Linked DNA regions of Homo sapiens: all the other regions are linked to region 2. Evidence: chromatin loops called from intact Hi-C (ENCODE). Cell type or tissue: endothelial cell of umbilical vein. All regions are shown on one strand. Each heading gives the region's core, and the rest is flanking DNA. Links, peaks and the distances in the headings are about the cores only.

Region 1 (6,992 bases), core at 627-5,626, 850 kb before region 2:
CCACATATATAAATATTGAATGAGTAATTTTAATGTTTAAGGAAATGTTAGACTTTCTAGTTTAAGATGGCAGAGTAAAACTTGACCACAAAAATCTTCCTTTCAGCAAACTCAGCCACTGAAATAATACATAAGTACATCAACCCATCAACCAAGCAAACACACAAAAATGAAACCAGAAAAATCACCCCAATAACTAAGGTTTCCAGATTTAGCAAATAAAAATACAGAATGCCCAGTAAAATATGAATTTCAGACAAATGACAACTTTGGGGGTAAAATTATTTCCCAAATATTGCACGAGTGTCCTGTATTTTATCTGGCAACCTTACCAAATGGCAGGAAAAAGGAGGAACTGGCTGGTGGCTGTGAAAGAGTAAGATCAGAGTTTCTGAGAATTAGCAATCTTCCATGAAGTTTCCAACTCATCTTTCTCCAAACATTATAAGGAAAAAAAATGAACAAAATTCTAGAGCCTCACTAACACCCCTAGCTTGAAAACAGGCAGAAGGGAGTGTGTAGAAGCCCTTCTTCCACAAAGGAAGCAAAACGTTCCACAAAGGCAGAATTCCTTTCAATCATTTCCATGACCCACTAGAGAGACAATAGCCACTTGAGTTCACCATATTGGAGACCATACTGGCTGGACAGGAGAAGAATGTCAGGATCATAAACAATGGATTGAAAAATGAAATGATCTGAGGTCGAGATTAACTTTATTTCTTGGTGTGAGGGATGGGGCGGGGGTGAGGGTGGGAGTGAGTGGGTAGACGGGGACATAGATGAAGAAAGAACAGCCGTGTGTTTATTAGTAATTACTAAAGTCAGGTGATAGGTACATGGGGTTATTTATACTAGTTTCTCTATCTTTGAATGTGTTAATTTTTTATTATAAAAAATTTAAAATTTAGCCAAATAGAGACCAAATAAATATAAGTTATAACTCGGTTTCTGAGGATGTAGGAGATGGGGAAAAGACTCCCTGAGAGTCAAGTAAAATGTTTCTACCTTGGAAACACATTTCATGTTCTATATTATGCACTTTCTGCTTTGGGGAGTCACAGCAGCTCCTGGACGGGGAGAGATGAAGTGGGAATGGCTGACTCCCTGGTTCAGGCCTCATAGTGCATTTGGGTAAACATCTGAAGTCCAAGTACATCTGAAGATACAGTAAAACAGAATGGTGGAATTGTGGACACAGATGTTAGGCCAGGCAACAGAGGAGAGGGTAAAGGCCAGCATGGCAATAGAGCTGCCAACAGCCGTGATTCTTTTCCCTTATCCAAGTTCTCAGCTTTAGGATCTCCAACTCTACAATAGTTACAGGACAAAACACACAGATATCAGAAAAGTGGAAAGGAATCACAAGGAATTACCTACACTAAATCCAAGCTGTCTTCCCTATTCAAAAGCAAGATGATAAAATATCATGCCTGGCTTCTATGCAAATATACTGCAGAACAGCCCCTTTATCCCCCTCACCAAGTAAGTATTGAAATATCAAATGCAAAACACAGATGAAAAGTCTATCCAGAAGTGAACACTCAGGAACAAATGTTCCTAAGGATGTTTTACTCTATGGAAGAGCTTACTAAATACAAACATGTTATTGAACAATAATTTAAAGATGAGATACTAAAACAGCAGTTGTGAGAAAAAAAGAGATTTGCTGAGCTAAGGAAACAGATCAAGTACTAACAATTTAATACCATTGCTGAATTAATAAATAAAATGAAGTAAAAGAGCAAGAAACTGAACAGGCATAGCTAAAAATTGGATGAATGACCCAGAAGAAAGGTTTAAGACAATTGCAGTGAATGTAGAGGGAAAAAGACAAAGAGATTAAGACACTGATTGAGAAAATAATAGATATGAGTGGTAGACAAGGCCAAACAAACATTGAATTAAAAACCCCAACAAATCTAACAGACAGTATGTTCAAAGATGACATAGAAGATAATTTGAACAATTGAATAATTTAATCTGGAAATGCAAACCTATGCTTGGAAAAATGGATTGAGGAAAATCAATAAGGAGACATATCCTTATTAAGGTATTGAATTTCAAGGATAAATAAAGCATTTTCAGGCATTTAGACAAATTAAGCAACTTATGAAGGTGAAAATCAGTTGAGTTTTTCTCAAGAATAGGACACCCAATAAATGAAGAATGTTAAAAGGATTGCTCACATATGTTGAATTCATTTAAATGTAGGCTAAACAATGGTGAGAGATACAATTGCAAAAGTTAAATATTGTGAAAATTAATAAGCAAAAGTAAAAACTTTAAAAAAGACAACATACACCCAATGAGAGGAAGATGAAAAGTGACTATGCTAATTTCTTGGTCTTAGATGAGTTCAGTAGATACTACCTACAAAAAAAAGTTTAGCATTTTACTTAATGTCATCAAGGTATTCACTGGAAGAATGAAAATGACAATTAGCCAAAGCAGGAGATAGACATGGGAAGGAAATACCCCATTAAGAGGAATAATTTATAGTAGGGAGTCAACAGAAACTTTATAATGTTATATAATAAGAAATAGAAGTATAGGCATAAAATTGAAAATCTCCTGAAAGAGCTAAGATAGACTATAGCACATAACCTCAAGACAGGAATCACACAGACAAACCTTTAGTGATGTTGGTTTTGTATCACATGTTCAAGTGGGAGCACGTGATGACAGGATGAGCCCTCTTCTGTCAAGTTCCTCATCAGCTTTTATCTAAAAGAGTTCCATTCATTGAAGATCGTCACCTTTTTGGGTTTAGTAGGAGTTGCAAAATGGAGATGTTTTAACCTTATCATTCCTTTCACTTAGGTGGAATTCTTCTGTATAAAAACAACGCCTCTCATGAAATAGGGCTATTTTTACAATGAAGTATGGTTTATTCATCAAAGGCAGAATATATTTTTAACTGTTTTCTTTTAGTTGCCAAATTTCAGATTAAGGTGTTTGTGGGCTAGTTACTTTAATATATGGTAAAAATGTTGTTTCCTTCTTTCCCTCCCTTTATTGTTTCTGTTGGTAGGCTTTCTCTTTTTCCATTAGATGCATATGAATTCATGGATTTAAAATGGAATTAGATTTTAAATTGAATTCATGAATTTTAAATTACATTTAATTGAATCAATTTGTTTTGATATTGATTTGAACAAATCGATGATACAAAATATTTGGAGACATCCAGGGAAATATGATTATTGACTAGGCATTAGATAATAACACATAATTGTTATTGAATTGTTAGCTGTAATAATGATATTGTGTTTATAAAAGAAGTGTCTATTTTTAAGAGAGATTCATACTAAAGATTGAAGGCATATATGATACTTGGGATTTGTCTTAATTATTCAAGGAAGAAAAAAGAGGAGATAGAGAAGCAAATGTGACAAAATTCTGACAATTTAAAAATATGACAGAAGGCTAAGTGAGGGTTTTATTGTACCATTCTCGCTGCTTTTGTGTATACTGGGACATTTTCATAATACAATTATTTTAGAAGCTTAGATTTAAAAAGGAATGATGAAATATATATTATTAATAAAGAAATATCATTATGCTATATTAAAAAGGAAAAAAGCAAGATAAACAATGTAGTAAATTTGTGTGTGTGTTTGGGATATGCCCAACAAGAAATAAGCTTAAACATATCCGTCATTCTCAATTGTGGCAGGTGGCCTGAAGTCCAGACATCCAGCAGATGGCGCTCTGTGCCCGTTTTATGTGGCGGAGAGACTCGCGCCCGTCATTCCGCTTCCCGTGTTGATGCAAATCCTGAGCATTCTACTGTGTTAAAATCAACACTTCATGTTCTCATAATTAGCATTCTGCTTTTAGAAATGACCCTACCGTCCTTTGTTTTTTCTTAACAAAGCAAAGCTGCGAAAGTTTATTAAGCACAGTATTACACTCTTGGATGGGGAGAGCAGACAGACCTCTCTGGGAGATGAGATCAGCCCCTACTCTCCTCTTGGATTTGGATTTTGTCTTCCTTCCTGGCTCAGTTTGAGCTTGAATTCTGCAATGTGCTTCACATGACGTGGGGGATGAGTGATACCGTGAGAGAACACTGGGCTGGGAGCTGGTAGTTCTGTACTTGGGTGACTTTGGGCAGATGTTTGACCTCTTACAGCCTTGAATTCCTTGTTTGTAGACTAAGGTTGTGTACCAGATGATCACTAAGGTCCATTTCTTCAATCAAATTCTGTGATTCTGCTTCCAGTTTTCAGCCTACAGTTCTCTGGGGAGGGGACATAAAGGCACCACAGTAGTGTCTTCAATAAAGTCAAGTTGGAGAGAGGATAGTTGTCTCAGTCTGTTTTCTGTTGCTTATGACAGAATACCTGAAACTGTGTAATTTATAAAGAAAAGGAATTTATTTCTTGCAGATAAAGAGGCTGGGAAGTCCAAGGTTGAGGAGGCACATCTGGTGAGAACCTTCCAGCTGGTGGGAAGTTGCGGTGTCCTGAGGTGGCACAGGGTATCACATGGTGAGAGGGCTGAGCATGCTAACATGCTAGCTCACATCTGTCTTCTTCATCTTATAAAACCACCAGTTCCACTCCCATGATAACCCATTAATCCACCAACCCGTTAATAAGGGTAGAAGAGTCATGATCCAATCACCACTTAAAGGTCCCTACCTCTCAGTACTGCCACATTGGGGCTTAAGTTTCAACATGCGTTTTGGAGGGGATATTCCAGCTGTTGCACTATTGGACCAAATGACTGGATAACAGAGGAAGGGAACAATTAAGAGACAGGAAGGGGAAGCAACAATGAGAAGGAGAAGGTCAGCAAGCCTTGGAGATTAGACTCTGAATCTGAAGCAAATGCAGAGCTAGCTATGGCTTTTGACATGGTTTTGAATTCATTTCTTCCAAATCTCATGATGAAATGTGATTACCACTGTTGGAGGCAGGGCCTGGTGGGAGGTGATTGGATCATGTGGTGGATCCCTCAGGAATGGTTTAGCACCATCCCCTTGGTGATAAGTGAGCTCTTGCTCTGAGTTCACGCAGGATCTGGTTGTTTAAAAGTGTGTGGCACCTGCCCCCTTGCTCTCATGCTCCTGCTCTTGCCACGTGATGCACTGGCTCCCTTTGCCTTCCACCACGATTGTAAGTTCCCTTAGGCCCTCACTAGAAGCAGATGCTGGCACCATGCTTCCTGTACAGCCCACAGAACCATGAGCCAATTAAACCTTGTTTCTTTATAAATTACCCAGTTTTAGGTGTTTCTTTGTAGCAACACAAGAATGGCCTAATACAGCTTCATTTAGCAAATGGCAGAGGAGGGATTCAGGACCACTTTTGTCTCTAGGACCCCTGACCTTAGCTTCAGGCACAAAGTCCTTCACCTCCATGGAAGGTGGATTGTAAAGTAACCTAATGCAGTGCAGGCAGCAGTGTGACACTGCTCTTGCTTCTAGCTGCCAACAGCTCTGTGTTCATCAGCAGCCCCAGCAGCCGAGAGTCACTTTCTCCTCTGGTTCTGTCTTCTATCAGACCCTCATCCAACATCTATGTCCCTCTCATTTACCTCTCGTTTACAGACTAGCTCATGTTTAACTCTCCACTACTGTTGAATTTTGCTCCTGTCTTTCATCTTCTCTCATTTGTACAATGGTTGGAAAGGAATACCGTAACAGATCAAACTGATATTCACCAGTTAAGGGATGGGATGGGAGGTTTAGAGCAAAGTGAAAGGATCATGTGGGATGTCAGTACAGTGTCATGAGAGCCGCGTGACCATATATGTATCAGGCATCCAGCAGAAATTTAGGTGGCATCTCAAAAGATTTGAAAACTTGTCTATTCATGTTTCACTTACCAGATCAGATTCTATTTTCTCTGTAAAGCCTCCTACTCCCTCTGAAGTTTAAAAATGCTTATCTGAAAAATATCCTTGATAACTGTTTTTTTTAGCATTGTTTATTATATTTTCATGTTCATGTCTCATGCCATCATGTGCTCTAGTACTCCTTGGGGATGGGAACTGCCTTGTTTATATCTACTGCATCATTTAGCAGTCTTTGAACACAATAGTGCACTTCACTTTCAAGCATAAAAACCAACTTAACTTGGATTTACTTGCCCCTACATTTATTTTAGCTTGCTTTCCAGACTGTGAAAGTCACATTAAATTCCTGATTACTCTAGGATTGATCTTGCAGTTTGAATATTTAAGTCCTCGGCACTTTTCTCTCTAATTTTTATTCTTTTGCCTTCCGACTATTTTGCATCTTTCCCTCATTTTCTTCACATGATGGAACTGGAAGTAAAAGGAGATGAAACCAATTTATTTTTATGTTGCTACTTGTAACTGGTAGAGTTTGTAGGGTTGAAGTCGAGGGGAAGGTTGGAGAAAGAGTGGCAGCTGCTGAAAATGAAGTTTCCAAATAATGGAAAGTTTGCTATTCATGTTCTTTTATGTGCTGGTTGAATAAGTTAGGATTTTAAAAATAGAGTTGGCATTTATGATTCTATTATTTCTCATTATACATCAGGTTGTATCTGTGTGTAAATGCAAAAGGTGTTGTGCTTTCACTGCCGTTCTTCACTGAAAGAAGGGGCCAACCCGAGCCATATCTCAGAATGAGAATTAGCCTTATGGAGCACCTAGCATCTCATGGGGTGTACAGAGGGCTCTGCACTCTTCAGAATGGGTCAGGAGGCTGGATGGAAAAGGAGGCAGTTGGCTAGAAGTAATTCGTGTGTTATTAGATTATGGCTTTTGTGTTTTGAATCTGTGCTGCAAGTTATCTTGAAAAGGTTTCCCCCAAGTAGCAGTCAGAGGCCAGGAAAGATACCTCTGGATTTCACTACTGGTGGAGTCATAGACACTGGCCACTCCAGCTGGGGTGCCAGATCACAGAATGCTGGAACAATTACTTTCTTTCTTATTTTCTTTTCCACTCAACAAATAATTTGCATGACTATGAAACCCAAGAATCAGGCCCTCTAGATATTGGGAAAAGGATGCCT
Region 2 (6,992 bases), core at 1,231-6,230:
TCCTTTCATGATTATGATGGTAACGTACTGTAGTGAAATATACTTTGGATTTAATTAGCTTTAGGTGATTTAACAATTTGTATGATGCAACTGAAAGAAAATAAGGTTTAAGGTGGCTGACAAGCATGTGAAACAACTGTCTTCTCTTTATATCTCTCTGTGATAATCATCTGCTTATCTTTTAAATTATAAAGCTGAAAACATTCTAAAGCTATAAAAGAAGGTCTACATCTATCCTACTGATATGTTAAAAATGAACTACATAATCAAATTATATTGAAACATAACTGAAAAAAACAAGCAGCAAATATTTCTGAAAAGCAGCACTTGAAACAATTATGAAGCTTAAAATATGCAGAATTGTATATCATAAACTCTCCCTTTGTGTACAAGTCTAAAATGACTCCCTAGAATTCTAAAGACACCTAACATTCATGCAATGCAGTTACAGGACATTAACTGTTGTATTATGGTAACAGTCACTTTGGATATTTTTAGGTGAATATTTTACCTATAATAGTACAAGGTAAAAATGGCTCTATTTTACTAATGAAATTGTTTTTAGACAAGAAGTGACAGTAATACATTAAAGACTAAGGTTGACATAGTAACATGATTTTATCTTGTTCTCTTTTATTAAAAATGTCAAAAGGCCTGTAAATATTTTCCTAAAACTATTCCTTCTACACAAAAAATAGGTGTTGTTGAATAGGATGATAATTGTTTAAATTTTAAGTAATGTTTTCCTTCATATTATAAAATAAGCCTATCATAAGTACTCTAATAGTGTGAATAGTATAGGTAGTACTAATTTTAAAATTAGATAAACTTTTTAAAGCATAGAATTTTAGAAATGCCATTTATATATATAATAATAAAGGTAATCATAGAACATTGTAAGTTAAACAGAACACCTTCCTTGATGGTTGCTACTATGATATTATTTTCAATTGAGTATGAGGTACTATTATTTCTATTAAATGAATATCATCACAATATATATTACTTGTTTAATTGGAGTTTTTATTATTCCACAATGCCCTTCAATCATTTCACGTCAAAATAACGTAAAACTTTTAATAGCTGAAAATACGTAACATACATGGAAAACACCAATGCAAACTATGACAAGCTACTTTCTATAGGAGGACTTACTCTACTACAAATAGTTGAGGAAGTATGCTTGATTTTGTCTAGGATATCACATCTGTAATGTGATTCAATGTTCTGCAAAAGGCCATTTCAGTGGACACCACAAAAGGCTGAAATGGTCTTTTGGAGTCTCTAACTCCAAACAAGTATTCAATAATAAGTCAACAAAAATATTTTTAGATAAGAATTAAAATGAGTATTTACCTTATTTGCACATTTAATCCCCAAAAATGTCTGTCCAAGAGGTACTGGTCGAAAACGGCCATCAAAGAAGAAAAGTCCAATGTATGGATTAACATGTAAAAATGTGGCAACATCGAGGTAGTTAGGTAAAGTTGCAGACAGTCCGAGAATCCTTATCATACTCTGTGTGGATTCCACCTATATGGATTATTTTAATTAAATATGGGTTATTTAAATTAATTTAACCAAAAAACATTATAATTTGTCCTATTAATAGGACTTCTAAAAACTCTAGACAGAGATGAGTGTAGAGGTCAATTGAGGGTCCTATCATGTCAGACATTGTAGCCCATAATTCACAAGCTTGATTTAACAGATACATAGTAGAATTCCATACCCACTATAATTAAAAATACACATGAGGGGTGAGTGTGTTGGCTCACACCTGTAATCCCAGCACTTTGGGAGGCAAGGTGGGCGGCTTGCTTGAGCCCAGGAGTTTGAGACAAGCCTAGGCAACATGGCAAAACCCCATCTCTACCAAAAGAAAAAAAAATATTAACTGGTGTGGTGGCACACATTTGTAGTCCCAACGACTCAGGAGGCTGAGGTGGGAGGATCACTTGAGCCCATATGATCATGTCACTGAGCTCCAACATCGGTGACAGAGTAAAACTCTGTTTCAAAAATAAATACATGAATAAAAATAAAAATAAAAATGTGAATTAAGAACTTTGTGACAACTAAATGTATTTTTAGGTCACAAAAAACTCAGTAAATTCCAAAAACTAAAAATCATATAGGCCATATTATCTGATTATGATGTAACATACCTAAAAAGATAAAACCAAGGGATGGCCAAAAACTTCCATTCATTTGTTAATTAAAATATATCAGTATGATTTTCTGAGTAAGCTGTTAATAATTTTACTCAGTCTAGGAGACTCAATAGGTATAAGCAAAGTAGTTCAATGTGAATAATATTAATACTTTCAGAGTCATCCATCCATCAACACTGGGTTAGGACCTAATCTGTAGGCACTAGGGATGCAGTGCTGAATAAGACATAGATCCACACATGCAGAGACTACTTGCAGAAACATAACAAGGGAGGGATCAAAAAAGTAGAGATGGGTAAAAATTAAAGTACCAATACATATATAGTATCTTATTATAAATTTGTTTTCACTGAAGAAATCTTATAGATATTGGCAAAACCCCAAACCAAATCCCATCAAAAGCAAGGAACCCTAAATAAGGGGAAATAATCACCAGACCTATTTTTAAAGAAATCTCTTTCACAACATACAGTAATTAGAACGATTAATTATCCCACAGTTCTATGTAGTACTAGTGGTGATTTGGAAAGAAATGAAAGTGATATTTGGTTTTAAAATCATTTTTTAAGACACAATAGTTACAGAATATATTTTTAAGGTTGTTTGATGTTAAAGACACAATACTCTGGCAAACACCAGACATTTTTCTGCTAAAAATCCACTTTAAAACAACATTTTTAAATCTAAAAGTATAATTATAATACAGTTATTTAATATAGTTAAATCTATGTGAGAAATACTTTATTTGAAATAGAAATAATCTGGAATGTTATGTCTTAAGCCAAACCTTCAAGTCTATACACTATACCTATTTACCTTAAAAGTATTAATTATTGACAATTACAAAAAATTAAAAATTTATAGCTTTCTCCCTATCATTAGCTCGGATTAGACAGTATATTTCTATGATGTTTTCCTTCACATAAAATTTAGTTCTGATAAAGTCTCCCTACTTACTAAAAGTAGGTTAATTATTAGTTCATGTTGTTAAATAAAATAGATTTAAGATTTCTTAGACTTTTATCTTTTCCAAATTTCTCCCAATCATGCCAAGTGTATTATGAATTTAGTGCCTAATATCATCATGTAAGTTCAGAACCTGAACAAAATCTACATTGCCTTCCAATAGCTTTGGAAGGCACTTCTACATTAGTTACAAATGTTGAAGTGTGATGTGATGTGCCATCTACTGGGAACATTTGGTAATCACAAGGAACAAATAAAAATAAGAGCTTTGTTTTGTAATAAAAATAACTATGAGCACTGTACTAATACTTCGAAAATATGAAAAGATTCACACAGACACATCTGTCAAGGAAGCTGAATTCTAGTGAGGCATTTAGATGAAGACAGAATTCACTATAGTAAGTTGTGAAATTATAAGGAAGATCATCATAAGCGTTAAAACTATGTAAAAAAAGGGAGTGCAAAGAAAACACAGAAAAGGTGTAATTCATTCTGATTCAGTAACTAGGAAACACATCATAGAAGTGGCATTTGATGGATTCAAAAGAACAGTAAATTTTCCATAGATGGATGGGTGGAGTTACAAAAAAAGAAGGCATTACATAATTTGGCATTTACAATCCTTATCTCACAACCAACAACACATTCTGCCTCAAGTTAGATTAGTTTCGTTTTTGAAAGAGGGTCAATGATATTTAAAAGGAGGTAGGGGAAAGATCAAATAGTTTTGTGTGGCTGGAACCTCTGGTAGCTGATGAAGATGTAGAAGTTAAAATTAGACAGACAGCGCTTTAATATTAGTAGTCTTTAACGTCCAGCTAAACAATTTGACCATTTTTCTTAAGATAACAAACAGCAAGTCAGCAAAGGTTTATGGGCAAAGTAGTACAAAACGATATAATTAGAATTTGATTACAATATACAGATGACAATGTGAAGATGAAATTATTATACATATATAATATATATGATATACACTTATATATTGATACACTATATATTTATATAATAATATATTGCATATAATACATAATAAACCTATAATATATAGTTTGATATAGTTTATAACATTTATAGATTTTATATAGAAACTATACTATTTACAATTAATTTATATTTTAAATAAAAAATTATATATTTATAAACAATTTACAAAATTATTTGTAAACTTTCTAAGGTTATAATGCCTGCTTAAAAATATTATGATATATAATGTTATATCTATGTGTCTTTGTACATACATACAGAAAGGATTAGCACTAAGACTACAATCTGTTTTCTTTTTCTACTGGGGATGCTCAGGAAAGAAAGATGTACTATAACAGTAAAATCCCTTGTAATCATGAATGATAGACCTCTTGGAAAATATACTAATGATATTTACTTGGCCTCTAATGTTCTATAGTTGAAGAAAGTCCTTATCTTTGCTGGATGGACATGGTCTCTGTAGGTGGCTCACTGCAAATAAATGTGGTGTATGGATTGTAATAGTATGGCTCCTTGAAAAACATCAGTAAGTTAAGTATCAGGACATAAAATCAAAACATTTCATAATCAAAATAGCTCTCCTTTGTGTAAATCATGCCCTGAATGCTTCTTTTATGAGACCTCATGTATAACATGTGGGCCAGAGCACATGCCTTGTAGGAATAATGGACCTAGAGAATAGAGATGATAGTTTCAGACTTCATCATACTTCATCTGTGTCTGACAACTACCTGGATTTTAAAAATTGCTCTTAAATTGGATTTTAGCTAAAAGCTGGTTTTATAAATCAGCTTTGAAAATTTCAACCCTGTGTGTTTTCTGTATGTGTGTGCATATACACATATTTTTAATTTATGTGGTAAAAAGTAAACAAGTCCCAAATATTTCTACAATTTCATTTCTACTGAAGAAATCACTTTTTAATTAGGTCCTACTTGTCAAATTTTTTGTTGTTGTTGTTGCAATTGCTATCTCCCACTTTTTAGTTTAATTAGGTCCTACCTGTCAATTTTTGGTTTTGTTACAGTTGCTTTCGGGGACTTAGCTAAAAATTCTTTGCCAAGGCCAGTGTCAAGAATGGTGTTTCCTAGATTTTCTTGTAGGATTTTTATTGTTTAAGATCTTACATTTAAATCTTTAATCCATCTTGAGTTAATTTTTGTATATAGTGAAAGGTAAAGGTCCATTTACATTCTTCTGCATATGGCTAACCAGTTATCTCAGCATTATTTATTGAAGAGGGAGTCCTTTCCCCATTGCTTATTTTTGTCAGCCTTGTTGAAGATCAGATGGTTGTAGGTATGTGGCTTTATTTCTGAGTTTTCTATTCTGTTCCATTTGGTCTATGTGTCTGTTTTTGTACCAGTACCATGCTGTTTTGGTTACTGTAGCTTTATAGTATAGTTTGAAGGTGGGTAGTGTGATGTCTCTTTTATTGTACTTCTTGCTTAGGATTACTTTGGCTATTTGGGCTCTTTTTTTGGTTCCATATTAATTTTAGAATAGTTTTTTCTAATTCTATGAAGAATGACATCCAAACTTCAGCATCATGCAATATACCCATGTAACAAACTTGCACATGTACCCCTGAATCTAAAATAATAGTTGAAATTGAAAAAGAAAGAAAAGAAACCACTCTTCAACTTGTTGCATATCTTTTCATGCATATGCACCCAATTCTACACCAGCCTAAAATCTAAGTGTAAGCAAGAACTTTGTTTTGTTTATCACTATATCTATAGCACTTAGAACTATGTAGCTGGTACATGTGTAAGTGTTTAATAAATGTTCATTAACTGAATGAATGAATGAATAAAAACATAAATATACTGCACATGTTTTTCTTACACAAATGGGATTGTGCTACACATACAGAACAGCTTGCTTTTTCAGTGAATAATATAACATCTTTTAAGCCCAGTTCACATAAATAAATGTGGAATGTATAGATTATTGTGGTATAGCTCCCCGAATGTAAAGAAGAGCACACAGTTCATTCTCACTTTTTTTAAAGGCTGCAAAGCAGCAATTCATTGCATAAATATACTATAATTCATTAAACAATTTCTTCTATTGTTGAATATTCAAGATATTACTAAAATATTTTGTATTAAAAAAAGAGCTTCAATGAATACTGGTATTACTAGATCTTTATAAATTTGTGCTATTATTTCCACAGTTTGATATATAGAAGTGAAAACACAGCGTTGATTTTGCTAGATGCTTTCAAATTCCATTTCGTTTTTATTTTTGTTAATGTGATAGAACAGAAATGTCTCATACTGATTCATATTCTTTTTAAGCATCTTTTAAATATTTCTCAATAATTTTTTCTACTGTAAAATGTTCCTTCCAGTTGATTATTTTTCTTATAGAAACCTATTAAATATAAATAATATTAACAAGTTGTTTTATGTGTTGCAAATAATTTATTTGGTCTCACATTTAAAATTTCAGGGGTGTGTCTTACTGATCAGAATTTTAAAATATTTATGCATCCAAATGTGACATAGGTTTCATTTATAACTTCTTGAGCTTGCATATTGCATAGAACAACAAGATTATTTTTTTAAAAAAAACTCTCCTATGTTTTCTTCATTGAACTGAGAGCTTTGTTTGAAACAATTAAATCATTAATCCATCTAGAATTTTATGGTGAATTTACAAAATGAAAAACAAACACTTTCGAACTTTTAAAAAATACATTATGTCACTTATTGTACCTACTTCTTTACATTTCCACACTTGAATCTGAATCAGAGGTATTTAGAAAAAAATATAAAGAATTGATATCTAATTAGATATTGGGATGGAAGAAAGTATTAAGGAAGAGGGAAAGCCTGACTATGACTCCCAGGGTTTTGG
Region 3 (6,992 bases), core at 1,248-6,247, 610 kb before region 2:
GTATGTAAAAAAAAACCTCAGTTAATGTCTGAAATTATTATCCACCTCATCATCTGTGATTTCCCTGGACAAAAATTACTGTAGAGAGGAAAAGAGCTACATAAACTTGAAAAGTCATTTTACCTCTAGGGAGCTTTATTTTCTCAATAACAGAAAGAGAATAAGCCCCATTTCATGGAATGTTGGAAGGGAAAACATAAGGAAACTTAACACAGGGCCTGGCACAGAAATGTTAATTGCCTATAAGGTAAGTAGAGTTTCTAAAACATTTTGCATTTCAACAGTTTTCTATCCATGTATAAAACATAAACATTTATTCATATAATCTTAATGTTATGGAGAATGTTGAAAGTTGATAAATTAATTATACAGGGCTATAGTTGTAAGAATCGTATTTATGTATACAGTAGTCCCCTGTTAGCCATAGGGATATGTTCCAAGGTACCCAGCAGATGCTGGAAACCATAGACAATAATGAAAACTATATATACTATGATTTTTCCTATACATACATATTTATGATAAATTTTCATTTATAAATTAGGCTCAGTAAGAGATTAACAATAACTAATAATGAAATAGAATAATTATAACAATATACTGCAGCAACAGTTATGTGGCTATGATCTCTCTCTCTCTTTCCCTCTCTTTTTCAAAATCTTAATTTTTTTTTACTGTGGTTGATCACTGGTAACTGAAACAGCAGAAAGTGAAACCTTGGATAAGGAGTGACTAGAATTGTAAGAATTAAATAAGAGAAGAAATGTACATTGGTTAAGCCTTGTACATAGTAGGTGTTTAATTAATGATAGTGCCTGCATACACACACTCATTTACCCACTCACGTACACACATATGTATATATTCATACATACCTACCATACTCAGATACAAGATTCCGAAGCTGTTTTCTTTTAGTTGGTAAACTACAAAAGCACTTAGACCTGCACATCTGTCGTGGATGACATTTTGCTGATATATTTAGTGAATGGGTTTATTAAGTAGAAACAAGGGGAAGAAAAGACTGCTGTTTCCTAATGATTTTGTTCTTCAGCTTTCAAACAGTGACTCTAAATTTGCATTTTTTTCCTGTCTTGCCATGGTGTGATTTTTGCAAAGTAATTATGGTAGTGAAAGTTGGTTTAGACCTCAGAAGTTAAATATTTCACTTAAATACTGCTGTGTTTTAATTAAATATAACCCTGGAGAACAGTGTTTAGTTGCACAGATGAAATGGGCTAAGCCTTGGGGCACTGTGACTCCAGTGGAGAAAATTGAACAGCAGAGTCAATTGGGCACAAGCTATGAGAAGAGTGAAGCAATTTATCAGGCCGACTGGAAGTTAATTGTTTAGGCAAAACGTAATACGTCATAGTATGACAAACACATCAAGCTACATGGGGCAAATACATAAATGTGATGACTATTGATTACCACCAAATGAAGGCTTTGGCTGTTTAATCAGTTATGTATTAGTTTTCAGCACTTTAAAATCAGTTAAAATCTAGTGTAATTTTAAAAAAAAGGGTTAGAAACAGAGAGACCAAATAATTTCAATGTAAGCAATTAAGTTTGGGTCATGTAGTCCCAGAAAGTATGGTGCCAGAGTAATGACTGAGTTGGGCTGAGTTTTATGGGAAAGATTCCTCAATGGTATAAATAAGACCAGTAAACAAAGTAAGAAAGACAGTCATTGTCTTCCCTTTATATATCTCTCATGCCTCAAAATTTACACGCAGTGCTAGACAACACATACTTTCACATTAATACTGGGAATAAAGTGCTGCCGGAAAATGGAAATGGTGCAGACGAGAAAGCTCCACATTATTAGGGACCTGTTTTAAAATGTACCCAGCGTTTGTTTTGATGAGGTATAGTAAGACACACAGACATGGAAACGGCTGCTATGAAGAAAGACTGTTTCATATTCACAGGTCCTGGGTGATGATGTTGACTTTCTAGGAGTCCAGGCACACCACGTGGGGCCACATGGGGAAGCAACCAGGGTTAGTCAGGGGACAGAGAAAGAGTGAGGGGAAAGTGTGGGTAAGAGCCTTTATTGTGGTTTCTGTAGGAAGAAATAGGACAGACAGGAGAAGCAGGCTTGGGATTGACTAGCAGAATAATTTCAGTGGGCTTGTAGAGAGTGGAGAGACTGTTCCAAGTTGTCGGATACTTTGTCCTGAGGGGATTGGGGGAGGAAGCAGCGGCTTGATGTGAGTCAGTTCAGTTCAATAAAGGAGGTAGTTGGGGGGTGTGGGCTCTGGATTGGTTGGTTTGTGTATGAAAGGCATACTTGCAGATCAGGCTTCTACTATCTTTAGGAATTGGCTAGTTCTAGGTGGGGAAGGCTCCCCATAGGGGAAGTGAGGCTCCAGATGCCATGTCATTAAGAATAGAGAAAATTAAAAAATATAATTAATATAGGACCTTCCAGTCTCTGTGTTCTGGAGATATGCAAAATGTTAAAATATTGAAAACACCAGGGCTAACATCCCTCAATATGTCACCTCAACTGTGATAAGGGCTGTCTTTACCTCTACGCTCTGTTAACCATTCAAAGATGCTATCTGAGCTTTGCAGATGCTGGCAATGCATTCTTCTTAACTACAGATTATTTTGCAGCTCTGCTGCTAATCATGTTTTCTTCAATAGCAAGAAGGCTTAAAAAGTTAAATAATGAGAAAATGACTCTTTTAGACGCCAGTGATCCTGCTGAAGTTCTCTTGAAAACTCTTCACTTATGGAGCAATGCCTAGGAAGGCCGTCCACTGAGGGTGTCAGTGATGGTATTAAGAGATCAAGCATTGTTGAGGAAAGATGAACATCCCATTGTGGCACAAACGGAATACATTCTAGAAATTAGGGTTTTCATACTCCAAAGAACTGAAGAATATCTTTAGACTGAACTAGATGGAAATGATTTTCAGATCACTGTTTTATACTTCATACACAGAATAAATGATGAGCTAAACTGTAGCTAAATATACAATTTCAGAGGTGTATTTTACCTTCATTTACTTAATGCAATCACTAAAATGCCTATGGTTACATTTGTGCCAAATTTTCAGTTATAAAATTTGATTTTCAGCAGATTAAATTTAGTAATAAAATGTTCTCTATGCTAAAGAATAAAAGGAAAGTCCTTGGGCAATAGTGTTTTTTCAATCACTGGTTTTTGAAATGCATTTGGTTGTAATAAACACAACCGCATATGGTAAAATATGACAAGTATTTTTCATTGTTAGCATTTTCATCTGTAAATAAGGTTGAAATTTAGCCAACAATTATTTTTCTCAAGAGGTTAAGAAGTGAAAACATAACATTTATTTTTTTTTCACAGAAATTGACACCACATTGATCACATCTGAGCTCTGGAAAAATAACAAAGAACCAGTCCTTTATCTCCAGGGGTGCTGCTGTTAAACAGTAACTATTCCCTATCTGACCACTGTGTGGTGCTGCTTACTTTTAAATTGTGTGTGTGTGTGTGTGTGTGTGTGTGTGTGTGTGTGTGTGTGTGTGTGTGTATCTGGGTGTGTACGCATATGTAGGCTTGTCTGCGTGTGCATCTTTGCTTTGTACATTTAGATATTTCTGATTTCAAAATGTAGCATACATTCAAGTTTGGAAACATCGAGTGCTGAGATTCTATTTAATGACTACAGATTGAAATTGACCAAATAATTAATCTCAAGCTTGAAATTGCATTTACTTCCTGCTTAACAAATGACCACCATGATGGTAGCAGAACTCAACCTAAGCATATTGCTAATTAATCTGATTTTACAAATAGACATAGATTTGGTGCAGAAACATTGCAAATAAAGAATTTTCCAAAATCTGGAAGCATTTAACTCTTTGCTTCTTCCCAATCGACATTCCGATGTTTCACTATTTTTGTGAAAGTAGGATTAAACAAAACAAACAAAATTTTTCTACATGGGTGATAATACAGACTTTCTAGTTAGAGTTTGGTAGAAAACGAAAAAAAAACCCACAAGCCTACTGCACTGGCTTAAACTAACAACGAGTAATTTAAAGGCTACAGCAATAGCTTAAGGAACATGAAGAAAGAAGATGCATTTTTGAAGGTGGGAGCTGGGAATTGACAGTACTCAGGAAACAATAGAACTGCTATCTCTATTCATCTGAAGTCGTATTTCCTCATTTATTCAATTTGGTTTTCTCCGTAACGTTTGGCCTGCTCTGGCTTTCATGTGCCATGTCACTATACCTGGCCCTGCTTCTATCTGACCTTTCAGTTTAACCCCCAGCCCCTAAATTATTGTAGTGTAGGTGTCTCCGTGGTCAATTTTTAGGGAGAGACAGTGTGGTCAATCAGTGGATTGATGCCTTTCTATTATGTAGTCATCATGAAACTCTTAAAAATGCTAATCAATTCAGTGCAGTTCAACAGAAAGTATTAAGTCATCAAACTGAAATGAAGAAAAAGACCTGAGTAGTATTAGAATACTCTTGATAATATAGTTCAACCCTTTATACTGGAATAAGATCAATCCTAATATATATAAAACCAGATAGTCTATTCAAACCATATCACTTTATGTAAAGAAATGTATTATGGAAACTCTCCAATTTTTACCTCATGGGATTTTATTGTGCTTAAATACAAAAAAGAAGGGAGGAGGGCATTTTTTCATAGGCAAATAATCTAAAAAGAATTTCATAGTAGAAAAGTATTCTTTGGCATCAGGAGTTTTATTGCCCATCTTTGGGAAAAGTACACAGAAGAATCTAGTGATTGAATGACCAGGTTATTTGCCTATTTCCCTTAGGAATCTGAGGCTAATGATGTGGGGACAGAGGGAGTATTTGTTTAAAGATGTCTTCCTCTCCAGATTCAACTCCAGAGAGGTTGGATAACTTTAAAGGACCTGGTAAAATACCCTACTTTAAATAAATTTCTAAAGGAAAAGGCATCATGAATATTGCTAGGTTGAGCAAGTCAACTGCTAATGCACAGATGGTGAATCTGGTTCTGCCTTCTTCACCATATCCCCCCTACTCAAATTTCTGCCATGGCACCTCTGGGACAGGTGACGGAATAAAGGAATTGCCTCCTCAGTGTTGGGGACAAAAGAGATGCCATGGCTACCACTGCTGGTTCCTCATCAACATTTTCTTTTGCCTCTTACGTTGATGGTAGAAAAGAAAGGAAAAATATATGTACATATTGTTATTAAAAATGTAAGCCCATTGATGGGGCTATAACATTTATTTTAGATAATGGCACTTCTACCAGATAACAGGAATTGCTCATTTCTAGAAAGAGCTCTGAACGATAAATCAGTGTTTCTAATTTTGTTCTATCACAAACAGACTTTGCTAATTAAGGAGCAGGTCTCCTCATTTCCCTAGGCCTGAGTTTTCTTTCCTGTAATATATTCAAGTCCTTTCCTGTTCTCATCATGCATGTTTTAATACTTTTCATTATTCCCATGGAACCTTCTTAAGGTGGCTGTACCCATCACCAAAGCAGATGAAAAGCTTACTTTTCTAGCCCAAATAAAGATGTAGTTTTGGAGCAGTAGACCTGTCAGTGTTAGCTTTATAAGAACAAATAAATTAAACAAACAAACAGCCTCCCTCCCCACATAAGATGGGCTTATGTCAATCATTTGTTTATTTTGAAAAGAGGAAAGAGGATCCAGGCAATTACTTGCTATTCAATGAAATTAAATCATCTCCATCCTCCCTTTCTCTCTCCTTCACCAGCACACACCATGATTCCAAGCAAACTATGCATCTGAAACCCATATGGAAAGTCAGGAGAGTGCAAAGAGTGTAAGGATGTAGACCCTGAGGCCAGGCTGCCTAATTTCACAGCCAAGCTCTGTTGTTTGCTACCCTTTCACCTTGGACAAATTGCTTAACTCTGGCCACGTTCTCCCCATCTGGGAAATGAGGATAATAATGGAACCTTCATCAAAGGATGGTTGTGAGAATGAATAAAAGCACTCGGAACAGTGCCTGGTACATAGTAAGTGTTGTGTAAGTGTCCTATAATTAATATAAGCAGTTCTATAATTGTTATCTGAATTAACTGGTAAGGAAAGGGTTAAGAGTCAGTGGGCTTTGCTATGGTCTGGGAATGCTTCAAACAAAGAAAAATGAATTACAGACAGACTTTCTCTGGCTTCCTATGTTTTTCCCATTTTTTCCTATATTTCCTATTTTTTCCCATGTTGCCATGCCCCTCAAATTTGTCCTTTCCTAACAAAACATCATCTGATTGGCAAGTAGCTTCTCATCTTCAGTAAGTCCCCAAAAACAAAGATGAGAGAATATTTGTAGGCAACCCCAGATGATTGCCTTCTTTACTTGATCCCCTACTTTAGCCCCTTGTTTTATGGATAATCACCTACCTCTGCTGAAGAAAAGGGAAGGAGGAGAGCTGAAGGAGCCACTTCCCATGCAGGGCAGTGCACAGCATGGAGAAGGCACTGTCTCAGATATTCTAAGCAGAGGGGAGCAGAGAATAGAGGAGAGAGCACCCAAAAGCAGACAAGGAGGAAGAAGCATAGAAGTTATAAGAATTTCCCACCAATAGCTCCAATAATCATAAAGGCTGGGAACTGAGAGATATCGGTGGAGCAGGGATCTGTTGTGTCCTCAGCATTTATAGTAGCTCAGATAGACAGTGTCCTAGAGACCTAACCTACTGCACAACTAACTCATGAGGGTCTCGTGAAGAAGATGCTCAAGAAGACAGAAGAAATAGGCTGAGATGGGTTAACTCTTCAACAAGGAGGGATATGTGGAGGGAAAAAATGCAGCTGCCAACTGTTTAATCACTTGCAGGTACTGTAATTTGTTCAATATTTTATTTAGCTGTCTAATAAAGGTGGTTATCATTTTGTCCATATTGCTTTGGAGTTATTCTCACACAATGTCTCTTTGTTCAAAATTCTGATGTAAGAACTCTAATTAGTTTTTGAAGAACTACCTGAATCTGGAGGGACTCTAAT

Evidence for each region. A loop is a pair of places that touch in the nucleus more often than their neighbours do. Peaks named below come from ENCODE experiments on the same cell type or tissue, not always from the same donor. Only the 100,000 strongest peaks of a DNase experiment are listed, where the experiment ranks them.
Region 1: a loop joins it to region 2, with 7 times the contacts of the local background. A loop is called at or near these places in 3 of 110 quality-filtered maps.
Region 3: it touches region 2 in a loop (5-fold over the local background); 12 of 110 quality-filtered maps call a loop at or near these places.

What each region holds. Positions count from the first base shown.
Region 1 is chr6:99,864,549-99,871,540 of GRCh38, forward strand. No RefSeq gene overlaps it. Among named protein-coding and RNA genes, the nearest start is that of MCHR2-AS1, 130 kb to the right of the region's middle. In endothelial cell of umbilical vein, for the core only: a CTCF peak has its summit at 3,703 (motif pointing right); a DNase peak (open chromatin) is centred at 3,733; H3K27me3 peaks cover 140 bases.
Region 2 is chr6:100,716,719-100,723,710 of GRCh38, forward strand. ASCC3 (activating signal cointegrator 1 complex subunit 3) reads right to left here. Exons shown (of 42, transcript NM_006828.4): 12 at 1,357-1,533. Among named protein-coding and RNA genes, the nearest start is that of ASCC3, 160 kb to the right of the region's middle. In endothelial cell of umbilical vein, for the core only: a CTCF peak has its summit at 3,342 (motif pointing left); DNase peaks (open chromatin) are centred at 3,573 and 3,753; H3K4me3 peaks cover 617 bases; H3K27ac peaks cover 641 bases.
Region 3 is chr6:100,104,166-100,111,157 of GRCh38, forward strand. No RefSeq gene overlaps it. Among named protein-coding and RNA genes, the nearest start is that of MCHR2, 110 kb to the left of the region's middle. In endothelial cell of umbilical vein, for the core only: a CTCF peak has its summit at 3,464; a DNase peak (open chromatin) is centred at 3,526; H3K27me3 peaks cover 631 bases.